2 separate regions of the Homo sapiens genome follow, and region 2 is linked to region 1. A link is a loop called in an ENCODE intact Hi-C map of the cell type or tissue named here. Cell type or tissue: OCI-LY7. All regions are shown on one strand.

Region 1 (2,500 bases):
GCTCTGTGCGCTCCAGATCAGGGGGTGCAGAGTCGTGAGGGGACACCAGGGGCTCGTGGAGCCCGGGGCAGGGTCCGTTTTCGTCGCCCGGGTTGGGTGCTCGCTCTCGCGGCGCTTCGGGGCGCCCGGGCCACGGGGGAGGCAGACCCGCGGCGCCGGGCCGGGAGCTGCGGAGACAAAGACTTCCGGGACGCGGCCCTTCCCGGGCGCCAGCGGTGCCGCCCCGCCACGGGGGGCCCAGCCCCGCGCTCCCCAGCCCTGCACTGGTGCCGGCGGTGACCGTGTGATGATGGGCTGCAGGGCACGGGGTTAGGGGACCTCTACCAGGCAGAACCCCAAGCTGGTAGCAGAATGGCCAAATATGGAGTGAGCGCGCCCCAGACCGGAGGGAGTAAGGAGCCCAGTCACCCTTTGACCCGCACCAGCTGCTTGTCCGCGATTGCGAAGAAGGGCTGGGAAAACGTGCCCAGCCCGAGTGTGTAAAGTTGGTTCCTGATTCCGGACATACCTATTCCAGTAGGCTTTATTTCCTTGGATATTAGAAAATCTCCATGCATTGCCTCCAAACTTTTGAAAAATAACAATGCCCTGAGGGTCCTTAAATACATTCTAAAGTGTGTATTGGTGGTGAGTTTCGGGTTCTGCCCAGTCCTCCGACTTTCCGCTTCCTTTGTGTTTCCCACGCACAAAGCCGAAATCGATTCTGCGACAATTAGAGTGCCTGGCCGTCATCTACCTCGCCTTCCCTGGAGCCTTTTCCTGTCTTCTGGTCCAGCCGCTCACCATTAAGCTCTTCCCTTTAGACTTGCTCTGCTTCTCACCTCTCCTCATTGTTCTTTTCTTTTTTTTTTTCTTAGACATAGTTTCACGGTACTCGTGAGAATGTGTTACATTCGTATAACCAAATCAGGGTAATTGGTATATCCATCACCCTAAATATTTATCTCTTCTTTATGCTAGGAACATTCAACTTAACTTGCTTTTAGCCATTTGGAAGTGTACAATCCATTAATGTGAACTATAGTCACCCCACTGATCAATGCAACACCAGGTCTTATTTCTTCTGTGTTTATACCCATCAACCTCTCTTCACCCTCCGCCCCCTTCATTGTTCTTCATCTTGCTCTCTGCAGTCCTGGGATTCTGTCCTTATTATAAAAGGCCATGGGTCTTTAAAGGATTGTGTCACAATAGGTATTTTTCCCCCTTTGTCCCTCTCCTTCCTAAATAATAAATAAATAAAACGTCAAATTATGTATGCTAGCAATTGTTTTTAAACCTGTTATTTTCCTATTTATGGTGGTCTGGGCAGGGAGCCTTTCTTGCTTTGTAAGTGTTCTGCCTTGGTAAGAGCTCAGCATGTCACGTTTCATACAAATACCACTCACTATTATATTTAGTGTATTTGCATAATGGCAAAAGAGGAAGAGGAAGCGGGGAAACAGCCACCACGATGTGGTAGAGACAGCATTTAATTGTGGGGCATTAACCCCTGTTTCGTTATCCTTAAAATAGAGGTAAATAAATGCCTTGCAAGGTTCTTAGAACTACATGAATTAACGTAGATAAGGAGCCTGATGTGTAATTAATTATAAAGAAACGCTGGTTGCCTTTCATGCTTAAAATTGGATGAACGTACATCTGCTTACTATAATGCAGGTATGCGTACTATATATAATAGATGAATTTCCCCTTTGATGCTCATTATTCAATGAGAGCTAAGTCTGAAGTATGTTGCTGGAGGTGGGAGGAAGGAGCGAAGAAGGGTGTTAAAGAGATAACATCTTTCCGGGGTCGGGAATCAGAGAATCAGAGAATTGGAAAGTTCCTTAATTTCTTTGGACATTTTCATTCTCCCTCTGTCCAGTACAGGCTAATTTCCTCATCATCCCTCACAGATCCTTACTATGTCTGCATTAATATTTCTAGGAACAGGGTGCAAACTTTATTCATTGTTGGGCAATTTTAATTGCTAGATAACTTTTTTATATGGCTCTCAAATCTGCCTTTCTATTACACTTACCCATCCTACCCAGTAGAGGAACACAAAGACTATTCATATAAGTACATAAAAAAGAGCTTTAGTTTTTTTTGTTTTGTTTTTAAAGCAGCAGTTCTTCTCTAAGCTAACTTTATGGGTCAAGATTCTTTAGAGTGCAAGTAATAGAAACTCAATCAAACCAACACAAGCAAAAAGGAAAGATACCGGTTCATGTAGTTGGAAAGTCCAGGGTCATATATAGGCTCAGTCATTGTTATATGGCTGGACATTTCTTTGTGTTAGCTTTACTCCTGGCAAGCTGTTCTCACATGGTGGCCATTGACATCAGGGACTATAAACTAATATCATAGAACCCAGTGAAAGGAGAGTGTCATTTTACTAATAGTTCTAGCAAAATCACAGGGCTGAACCTCATTGTTCTGGATGGGCTCAGCTACGTCATGCCTCAAACCAATCATTCTGGCCCTGAACTGCTTCTGGGCCCAGGGTAAGACTCTA
Region 2 (2,500 bases), 130 kb after region 1:
AAATAATGTCCGAGTTTAGAGGCCAACACACTTCAGCAAAAGCATTGTCAGACATCCTCTGACTATTCCCGAGGTCCACCCTGTTACCCCATTTTGCCTGTCTCCCTGGGAGCCTCACCCTGCTGGTGTGTCATAGGGTGAAGTGTCTGTTGTGTGTATTACTGGGTGTATTTAACATGCTCTTGGCTTTGTATTTGTTTTTGAAGCCTACCCACAAGGCCACATCAAAGTGGCTGACTATAAACAAGCAGGGCTGGCAAGTTGGAGTGGGGGCTCTTCATACAAGGAAGAGGTTTTCTGGTTAGGAAACAGTGGAGCATGGCTGTGAACATGACAAACACTGTTAAAGGGACAGGGATGGGGCACAGCTGTGGTACCTTGTCTGTGTTCCATGTGTGCACTTCTGTTAGACCATTAGAGCTCTTAGCTCAAGACCTGGCATGTAGGAAGTGCTCAGTATTGGTTAAATGAAATATTTGCTGCTTTTTGAAAAGACACAGAATTTTTCCTCTCTTAATCCACCTTTCTTTAGTGTGAAAATACTTTTCAAAGAAATATCAAGTCAGTCTCAACATTTACAGTTGGAATATTGTGAATGCAAATGTTAGTTAGATCTTCCTTTGACCTAATTTGATTTTATTGGTCTTGGGTTAGTAAAATTTGGTTATTGTGGTTACATTTCAGGGACGTTTACTTCAAGGCTCTTCATCTGAAGGATCAAGATAAAAACAACTACACTTAATAATTGACCAATTAACATTTTAAAGGCCTCTAAAGGTCACAGCCCAGGTGACTGGTGAATTTACTCAGTTTCAAACCACTCTTCTACTTCTTTTTGTTGTGCTTCAGTACATCCAGGTCTGACTGTCTAGGATTACAGCTCTCTTTTTCACTTCTGCTCCTCTTGTCATGTGTGGGTTTGGTGAGCCAGTATCTTTAATGCGACTTTTTTCAGCACTGGAGTTTTACAAAGCCTGGGCCCAGTGGTGCCGGAAACACTAAGATGAGTAAGAGGCTTCCTCTCCTGAGTCGTCAGCTGGTGGGGATTATGAAGAGTCCCCATGATGAGGGACTCAAGTAAGATTGGGGCCAGACCATCAGGGAGGGGAGGAGAAGGGTTGGAGTCAGGATAGGGGGGCAATCCTGGTAAAATTGGTATGTAGAGAGGTGGGCCTTGAAGCAGTAGGAGTGGGGAGGAAGTTTACTAGATGCCAGGTGCTTTCTCAGCATTTCATGTGTATAGTTTTTTTCATTTCATTCTTCTGAACCATTTAAGGTACATTCTGTTGTTTTCTGCATTTTATACAGAGGAAACTGACACAAAGAGAAGTTAAGTAAGTTGTCCAAGAGCATGCAGCTCATAAATGGTCCTGCCTGGATTCCAACTCAGGCAGTCTGGTTGCAGAGTCTGAACTGTGAATTGCTGTCAGTGGCTGAATGGGATTTGGACAAATGAAGATTAAGGGGAAACCACGGTGATCAAATATTAATACATAGAGGTAGACAAATTGGTTTAGGGCCATTTTGCCAAGGCCCTGGAATCCCACACCTGAAGGGGATAATTGTAACATATGACAGAACTAATATTTGTATAGGCTTTATGGGTCCACATTGCCACCACCCTCTGCTGATTGATTTGGTGGAATGTTGTGTCTGTGGTTCAGTGTGCAGGGATAAGGTTGGGAAGGTTGTTGAGTAGAGGAGTCACATGGTTTGTTCCCTCTCATATGTCTTTAAGCTGTCGTGAGGTTTTGGCCTGTATTCCCTGAGCTCATGAACATGGTGTTAAGGCTCAGCCTCTGCTGTCTTCTGTACCCTGCCCATGCTCTTTCCCTGCCCTACAGTTACCCTCTGGAAAGAGTTTCCTGGAGTCTCCCTGTTTCTGCCTTTTCACCTCACTGTCTACCTCTGACCTGCCCTCCATCATTCCCGCTGGAGCTGTTCTCCGTGAGGAGACAGTGCCTGGCTCACTGCTCATTTTGGCTGGGACTTTTCAGGTTTATTGCATCCAGTGAATTCTTAACTCGGGGTGATTTTACCCCCTAGGGGATACCTGGCAGTGCCTGGAGACATTGAGTGGGGCTGGCCTCTACGGGATGGACAGTGAGGTTGCTGCTAGCTGCTAGACATCTTACAGGATGGCTCCCACAACAGAGATCCAGCCCAAATGTCTGTAGTGCAGAGGTGGAGAAGCACCGATGTTACCTGGTGCTCTGGGACATTTTGCAGTTCTCCATTCTTTTTTTTTTTTTTTTTTTTTAAAGGGAGTCTCACTGTGCCACTCAGGCTGGTGTGCAGTGGCACAATCTCTACTCACTACAACCTTCGTCTTCCAATTCAAGTGATACTCCCACCTCAGCCTCCCGAGTAGCTGGGATTACAGGTGTGCGCCACTACACCCAGCTAATTTTTGTATTTTTAGTAGAGATGGGGTTTCATCATGTTGGCCAGGCTAGTATCGAACTCCTGACCTCAGGTGATCCACCCGCCACGGCCTTCG

What was found. Peaks named below come from ENCODE experiments on the same cell type or tissue, not always from the same donor. Only the 100,000 strongest peaks of a DNase experiment are listed, where the experiment ranks them.
Region 2: a loop joins it to region 1, with 2.7 times the contacts of the local background. A loop is called at or near these places in 9 of 110 quality-filtered maps.

What each region holds. Positions count from the first base shown.
Region 1 is chr6:139,029,322-139,031,821 of GRCh38, forward strand. All of the region lies in intron 1 of ABRACL (ABRA C-terminal like), which reads left to right. Among named protein-coding and RNA genes, the nearest start is that of ABRACL, 1.8 kb to the left of the region's middle. RefSeq lists silencers at 8-377, 427-617 and enhancers at 271-565, 388-1,207. In OCI-LY7, no CTCF peak of the experiment used is centred here; DNase peaks (open chromatin) are centred at 130 and 1,420; H3K4me3 peaks cover 2,390 bases; H3K27ac peaks cover 2,066 bases.
Region 2 is chr6:139,161,114-139,163,613 of GRCh38, forward strand. The region is part of intron 1 of HECA (hdc homolog, cell cycle regulator); the gene reads left to right. It also overlaps a transcript of TXLNB not described here. Among named protein-coding and RNA genes, the nearest start is that of HECA, 27 kb to the left of the region's middle. RefSeq lists an enhancer at 2,453-2,500. In OCI-LY7, no CTCF peak of the experiment used is centred here; a DNase peak (open chromatin) is centred at 948; H3K4me3 peaks cover 779 bases; H3K27ac peaks cover 1,572 bases.